Regions from separate parts of the Homo sapiens genome. Here region 1 is linked to region 2. A link is an interaction called in ENCODE POLR2A ChIA-PET data of the cell type or tissue named here. Cell type or tissue: PC-3. All regions are shown on one strand.

Region 1 (4,000 bases), 190 kb after region 2:
GTGCCCAGCACAGAGCCATACACAGAGAACCCCACCTGGGTCAGATTAGCAGAGGCTGATCAATTTTTGACGTCACACCTGCAGCAGGGCTGAGTGCCCAGGAGAAAAGGGTCTTAACAGCACCTTGAAGTGAGTTGCCAGGCTGGGCAGAGATCAGGGAAGGCCAAGGAGGAAGGCTGTGAGCCACCTGGCCTTCAGAGAACTCCCAGACAGTGGCCCAGGGACCAGTCCAGCCCAGATCACCTTAGGCAGTGACCCCTCTCCCAGAATCCAGGCACCCTAGAGGCACCTTAGCAGAAGAACTCTCTGAGGTCTGCAGGCTTGAGCTGTTTTGCTTTCTCCAAGACAGTTTCGTCCTGTAATGGTCGCCATTCTCATTGTCATCATCCCGTTACAGTATATTTGTTTTATTTGAGAAACGTATGTAATGATTATTTCTGGCACTATGCTAAGTGCTTAAAAAGTATGAATTCACTAACTGCCGCAACCCCATAAGGTGGGTACTATTTATGAACCCTGAGGCCCAGAGAGGTCGAGTAACGTGCTTGATGTCATGTGGCCGATGGATGGCCACGTGGGGCTCTCGGCTTCCTTCTGAGAGGCAGCTGCCAGGGATGGGACACACAGTTGCTCCAGGCCCATCTCCAGACACAGCACTGTCCCCTATGTTGTCCCCATGCTTCCTGGGGCCTTGTGAGCTTCAGATTATTCATCTGTAAATGAGGACAATAAGGCCAGCTCTGGGGGCCCAGGGCTGGGCCTGGGGGAGGGCTCAGCCCCACAGGGCCCTGCCCCCTCCTTGCTGTTCACCATCTGTCTGAGGCTCACTCAGAAGCTCCCACTGACACGATTTGATTCTGCCAGAGCAATGTGCTGAGGGGTAGATGCAGGGCCCGGTGGGAGCCCCAGACTGCAGGGTGAGCTTCCTCTGGGGGCAAACCCAGCCACGCCAACCCAGGTGAGGCAGCCTGTGTGCTCTTGCGTGCCCCTGACCTTCCCCTGCCAGGCTGGCAGCCAGAGCTGACTCTTTTAAAGAACACTGGGCCAGGATCACAGCCACCCCAGGCCGAACCCTGAGCTGTGGGTTGTTTGCCAGGACGAGGTGGCCCTGGGGCAAGGAGGCCTCCCCAGGATGGGCTGCCCCCACCGTGGAGGAAATCCACACAGCAGCTCGGTTCCCCCAAAGGATTCCCTGCCTGCAGTCCAGGCCACACCAAAGTACACAGAGCCCTTGTGTGCGGCAGGAGGAGAGGGTGGGACTCCAGCAGGAGAAGCTTCCCGCCTTTTGGAAGCCCCCAGGCACCTGCCCAGGGGTCATAGGGATTCTTGGAGATCACTTTCCAGTCCAGAAATGCCTCCACCCCAGCCCTTCCAAGCCCTCAGTGTGGGGAGAGGCAGAGCCCCAGCACAGCTCACCCCTCCCTTGGAGGAAGGGAGTCAGAGGGGGTGAGCACTGGCTAAAGGTCACGCAGGAGACCTGGCTGCCGGCTGCCTTGGGCTGGGCCTGTCACAGGAGCCTTCTTGCACACTAAGGGCCTCAAACATAAGCCTTTGACATTCTCTCCAAAGGAGGTTACAGACTCAGGCACAACCACGATGTCTGCAGGGCCAGAGGAAGTTTGTTTCACAGCCACCAGGGAGGGTCCCATCACTGGACGCACCTCCTATGGCTCCTAAACCTGGATGTGTCGGAAATAAATCCTGTATCTACTTGGTAGCTACCACTAGGCTATTGCCCCAGTGGGGGCTGAAAGTGGTAATTTGTTCACCATAAGCATTACAAACAATATTATGATTCTTATAACGTGATCTCCATGTGTCGGTAAGACATTAAGACCCTTAAAAAATGACCATGACTCAAGTTGTTCTCTGCCTCCAAGGGCCTGGTTCCAGAAAATTCTGGGTGGAGGTGAGCTGGGCAGCCTCCCTCTAACCTCCCCGGGGAATGGCCTGGGGACTTAGCCAAACGCTGACAACCAGTGTGTGAGGGACAGGTGGACGCTTCCCAAATCAGCTCTGTGCAGAGGACAGACCGCAGCTGTCAGGCCTATGTTGGCCTGACCCTCCCCTGTGACCTTGGGCCAGGGACCCCCTCCAGTGTCAGCGTCCCCATCAGAGCCTCAAGAGCTGAGCCAAGTGACCCTTCTGATGCTCCCTAGCCCTGCCACTCAGCTCCAGCTCAGCCCCAGGGAAGCCCCTCCACTGTGGGGACTCACCTGGAGCTACCTGGGGCATGAGCAGCTGAGGAAGGAAAGAAAATGCTCTTTAAGTTGTCATAACAGAGCGGGGCCTCCAGCACCTCCTGTTTACTGAAGGTGAGTAAATACAGCCGGGCCCTTAGCAACAGGCACAAAGGGGCCCTTGTGCCGCCCGCTGCTCGCTGCTCGCTGCTCCCTTGGCTCCCTCCCTGAGCTCAGCCCCAGCTGGGAGCTCTCTGAGAGGCAGGCTGGCCTGGCCCACAGCCCTGGCCTGACTGGGTGGGGAACGGGGCGGGTGCAAGGACTGCTGTGTGCCAGTCTCCAGGCGTGTCAGGGAGCCAGGCCTTTAGAGGGCCCTGTCCTCTGCAGGCAGAAAATTCCACCCCATTCTTCTGACCAGCAAACTGGGGTTCTGAGAGGCCCCTGATTTGAGTTTGTCACTCAGAGATGGAGCGGGTGAGCCTTAGACCAAGAAGCCCTGAGTTGGACGTCAGTCTCGGCCATGGGCGCTTTGGCGTGTTCTGTGTTACGAGTCCCAGTCTCTTCATTTCTAACAAGGGGCTCATGCATCACGCCTGGCTCACCTGGCTGCGTGCGCATCAAATCAGATGAGTGTGTGAGGACGTTCATTCTAAACTTTACAAGCTCTGAGCAAACAGAGGGAGTTATTATTGGGCCAAGCGGGCAGACCAGACATTAGAGTTGATGATAAATCGGTCGGGCCCCTGTCAAGCGCTAGGAGCTTCCAGAGCCCCCTTTTGAATGATGAGGTGTCACGCCTCCTGGAACCCCAGGTACTGGCAGCCGACTCCATGCCAGGCTGGGGAAATGGGGTGAGGATGGTGCAATCCCTGCCTAGAGGGCCTCCCTCTCTAAAACAAAGGGCTAGTTCCACGGTGTATGAAGCACTATAATTCATCAATAAACTGTGAAGGCCTCAGTTGAAAAATGAGAAAAAGACATGGCTAAGAAGTAACTCATGAAAGAATTAAGACTGGACACAGTGGCTCATGCCTGTAATTCCAGCTATTTGGGAGGCCGAGGTGGGAGGATCACGTGAGATCAGGAGTTCAAGACCAGCCTGGGCAACACAGTGAGACCACATCTCTACAAAAAAAAAATTTTTTAATAAAAACGGAAATAAGTGAGTTGGGCATGGCAGTGTGTGCCTGCAGTCTTGGCTACTCAGGCTGCTGAGGCAGGAGGACCACTTGAGCCCAGGAGTTCGAGGTTGCAGGTGCCACTGCACTCTAGCCTGGGTGACAGAGGGAGACTCCATCTCTTAAAAAAGAAAATGAATGCTTATCAACACTTAGAAAAAAACAAAAAATAGAAATCAACCTGATGAGTAACAAAAATGAAAATAAAAGCAACATTCAGATTTTCTGCACCCCCCCATTAGATTATTAAAAAGATTAGAAACATTTCCCCCAGCATGGGCAAGTTGGTTATGAAGGCTCTGCCCCTTACTAACTTTTTTTTTTTTTTTTTTGAGATGGAGTCTGGCTCTATCACCCAGGCCCGAGTGCAGTGGCGCGATCTCAGCTCACTGCAAGCTCTGCCTCCCGGGTTCACGCCATTCTCCTGCCTCAGCCTCCCGAGTAGCTGGGACTACAGGCGCCCGCCACCACGCCCGGCTAATTTTTTGTATTTTTAGTAGAGACAGGATTTCACCGTGTTACCCAGGATGGTCTCGATCTCCTGATCTTGTGATCTGCCCACCTTGGCCTCCCAAAGTGCTGGGATTACAGGCATGAGCCACCACGCCCAGCCACCCCTTACTAACTTTTGACCTCTAGCAT
Region 2 (4,000 bases):
TTCTTTTTCTCTTTCTTCTTTTTTCTACTTGTTTGTTTGAGCTTTTTGTTAGTGTCACTTTCATCTGAAGACTCTGATTTCAGATGACTCCTGTTTGGGAAAATCAACTTTAAAATTACTTTCTAAAAAGATGTAGGAAAAATAATACTATGTAAATAAGTCAACAAATATTTAAGATGGAACTATATAAATGTTCACACAGATTTACTATTTGCCCATATATTACACAGTAACTTACTGGATTACACCTCACCTGCAAGACTTAGGAATTGGATCTAAAATAATAACAGGTGAAGAAATTCCAATTTTAATAGTTTCTAAACCTATACTTTCTTATTTATACATCTTTAAATGAAAGTAACCTACCACTTAACAAATATAGTATTTTTAAGACATTATTAAAGGTTGGCTGGGTGTGGTTACTCATGCCTATAATCCTAGCACTTTGGGAGGCCAAGGCAAGAGGACTGCTGAAGGTGCTTGGGAGTTTGAGACAAGCCTGGGCAACGTAGCAAGACCTCATCTTTATTTTAAAAATAATAATAATAATTTTCAAAAAAAATCATTATAAAAAGGTTTATTTTCAGTGCCACATATTATGTCAACATGTTGTTAATAAAAAAACCAAAACATTTAATTGTGGTCCTTGTTTTTGGAGATGACAATGAGCTCTTCTTCCTCATTACTGAAATATCTAATATCTACCAACTTCCTCTCATACATCAACTCTTCTCAATTTCCAAAGGCTTCTTACACATTTAGAGTACCGGGTTTCACAACCTATTCACCCTATTAATGAAATCTAGTCTGTATTTGTAAGACAGCTTATTTCTCAGTTCAATGATCTAAAACAAAATTCTTTCACAGCTGAGGAGAGATGTGTGCCATCTTGCTTTCCCTGACGTTTTGATGCCATTTTTAATCTTATACAAGCTCCCTCTCTATTTTTACAAAAGGGTTGAAAATGTAACTAAAAAAATACCTGAATTATGATGTTCTAAAGGTTACTAATGAGGCTAGTAAAGTTACTCGAGAATCACAATGATGCCATTTCCCTCTTGGCCTAATTACAGGCACTAACTGTGTCATGTACTTGCCACTGCAAAGCAAAGAAAAAAAAAAGAATACAAGAGGTAAGGGAAAATAGTCAAAGATCACCTTATTACTTTAAGTAAGAGTTTTACATACCTCTTTTATTAGAGTTTTCTAAGGAGCTTCATTTCAGCTAAGCTATAGACAGTAAACTGACAAAAACGAAAACACATCTGTCAAACAAAAACTACCTTGTCAGCGGTAACCCTTCAGAAACATGGGCTGGAGCTGCTTCAGTTTGTTGGCTCAGGGACGTTATGGATCCAACACAAAAGCTTGGGTTGCTCAGCCAGTCTAACTCTGCACAGGCAAAAGGAGAAAAGATCAATGAAATTAGTTCAATATGATTCTAAAGCAGGAGATCTATCCATCTTATCAGCTGACATCCTAATTCACAGCCAATGCCAGCCAGACGTTTTGAACAGTCAGTCCAAAGTCCACAGAAGCTGAACAGAATCCATGAAATTTTTATTTCACAGGGCATGGCTTTAATACCCTCTAAAATATTCTAGACCAAAATCCTTCCGTGATATCAAACTGCAGCTTAAGCAAAAGCCATGTAACAAGTACGGGCTAAAAGGCAACAAGGCATTTTGCATTCCATCCATCCACACTGTCTAATGAGTGTGAATGCTTCCAAAGCATTAGGTTTTTATGACCTCAAATTTGATTCAGACAATTCCTAAAAGTTAAAAGATCAAATCGGCTGGGTATGGTGGCTCATGCCTGTAATCCCAGCACTTTGGGAGGCTGAGGAGGGCAGATCACCTGAGGTCGGGAGTTTGACACCAGCCTGGCCAACACGGTGAAAAACCATCTCTACTAAAAATAAAAAAATTAGCCGGGTGTGGTAGCACACGCCTGTAATCCCAGCTACTCGGGAGGCTGAGGCAGGAGATTGCTTGAACCTGGGAGGCAGAGGTTGCAGTGAGCCGGTATCACGCCACTGCACTCCAGCATGGATGACAGAGTTAGACTCCATCTCAAACAAAACAAAACAAAACAAAAGCAAATCAAATCATGCATAAAAGCCCACCATGCTTAATATTATTACAGAAGATTAAGATCTTTTAAAAAATATTCCATGTTCTACCTTAGTACACTAACTTAACAAACTTTTCCTTATAATAGTACTCTTCTTTGGAAATAAAAACCTAAGATGTTAACTTTTAATGCTAAAATTATATAAATGTGAATACTGTGATGATTATCTCTAGGTGATTACATTAAATGTCTAAAGATTTTCTTCTTTCTGCTTACCCCTAATTTCTTACTTTTCTACAGTGAACGATTTCTAAATTACTTATTTTCTAACTTTTAGGAGTCTTAGCTGTGAAGGGAAGAAAAAAAACATGGGATGGCAGCAGCAAGGGAGCCCACGGGGGGTTTGTATTTTGTCCTGTTTTGTTTGGATGGGAGGCCAGAGCTTATTCATATCCTAAAGAGGAAGAACCCGTTAAATGGTTGAAGGTACAAAAGAGGAGGGTGACTGCATTTTTGAACAGTTTTATTGAGATATAATTTACATACCATAACTCAGCCATTAGTCATGTACAATTTAACAGATTTTTAGTATATTTACAGAGTTGTGTGGTCATCTTCATAACTTTAGAACATTTTCATCATCCCAAAACAAAACCTCAGACCTATTAGCAGTCCACTCCTATCACCCACCTCCTGTTTCCCTGCCCCGCCCACCTCACCCCTAGCCAAACACTAACCTGCTTTCTATCTCTCTAGATTTGCCTATTTTGGACATTTAATATAAATAAGCTCATATAATATACGTGGTCTTTTGTAACTTACCACAATGTTTTCAAGGTTCATCCATGCTGTAGTGTGTATCACTACCTCATTCGTTTTTATTGTCAAATATCTCATTTTATGGATTTACCACATTTTACCTGTCCATTAGTTGATGAACACTTGGGTTATTTCTTCTTTTTAGCTAATATGAATACTACTACTCTGAATATTCATGTACAAGTTTTCATATGGACACATTTTCATTTCTCCTGAGTGGATACCTAGGAGCGGAATTGCTGGGTGATATGGTAACTCATATTTAACATTTTGAGGAAATGCCAGATTGTTTTCCAAAGTAGCTGTACCATTTTAGATTCCCAATAACAATGTATAAGAATTCCAGTTTCTCCATATCCTTTTTTGTCATATTATCTTTTTTATTATAGTCACCCTAGTGGGTATGATGTGTCATCTTGCTGTAGTTTTGATTTCCATTTCCCTAATGACTAATGATGCTGAACATCTTTTCATGTGTTTATTAGCCATTCACAGATCTTCTTTGCAGAAGTTCTTTATTCTGGGTACTAGCTCCTTAAGTAACTGTATTAGTCCGTTCTCACACTGCTATAAAGAAATACCCAAGACTGGGTAATTTATAAAGGAAAGAGGTTTAATTGACTCGTAGTTCCACATAGCTGGGGAGGCCTCAGGAAACTTACAATCATGGTGGAAGGTGAAGAGGAAGCAAGGACCTTCTTGATGTGGTGGCAACAGAGGAAAGAGTAAAGAGCAAAGGGGGAAGAGCCCCTTATAAAACCATCAGATCTCATGAGAACTCACTCACTATCGTGAGAACAGCATGGGGCGAACTGCCCCCAGGATCCAATCACCTCCCACCAGTTCCTCCCTTGACACATGGGGATTATAGGGATTACAATTCAAGATGAGATTTGCAGGGGCACACAGAGCCAAACCATATCAGTATTTGCATCTTAGTATGGAGGAGATACCATAATGTATGCTTCCTGACAACAGGTACTGTTTTAATCACTGGCTTATAGTAAGTGTTCAACAAATACTTGTGAGAAAGAAGGAAAAGAGGAAGGAAGGAAAATCCCAAAGAAAGAAAGGCATATTAAACAGCACAGAAAAAAGGGAAAGA

Evidence for each region. ChIA-PET counts read pairs that join two places held together with the same protein. Peaks named below come from ENCODE experiments on the same cell type or tissue, not always from the same donor. Only the 100,000 strongest peaks of a DNase experiment are listed, where the experiment ranks them.
Region 1: POLR2A ChIA-PET joins it to region 2 with 14 read pairs; 3 of 35 experiments call an interaction of 5 or more read pairs at or near these places.

The regions. Positions count from the first base shown.
Region 1 is chr14:90,511,405-90,515,404 of GRCh38, forward strand. No RefSeq gene overlaps it. Among named protein-coding and RNA genes, the nearest start is that of LINC00642, 58 kb to the left of the region's middle. RefSeq lists enhancers at 711-1,543, 1,762-2,274, 2,261-2,555. In PC-3, no CTCF peak of the experiment used is centred here; DNase peaks (open chromatin) are centred at 2,357 and 2,807; H3K4me3 peaks cover 317 bases; H3K27ac peaks cover 2,911 bases.
Region 2 is chr14:90,316,722-90,320,721 of GRCh38, forward strand. It overlaps NRDE2 (NRDE-2, necessary for RNA interference, domain containing), which reads right to left. Exons shown (of 14, transcript NM_017970.4): 2 at 1,284-1,392; 3 at 1-90. Among named protein-coding and RNA genes, the nearest start is that of NRDE2, 13 kb to the right of the region's middle. In PC-3, no CTCF peak of the experiment used is centred here; no DNase peak of the experiment used is centred here; H3K27ac peaks cover 352 bases.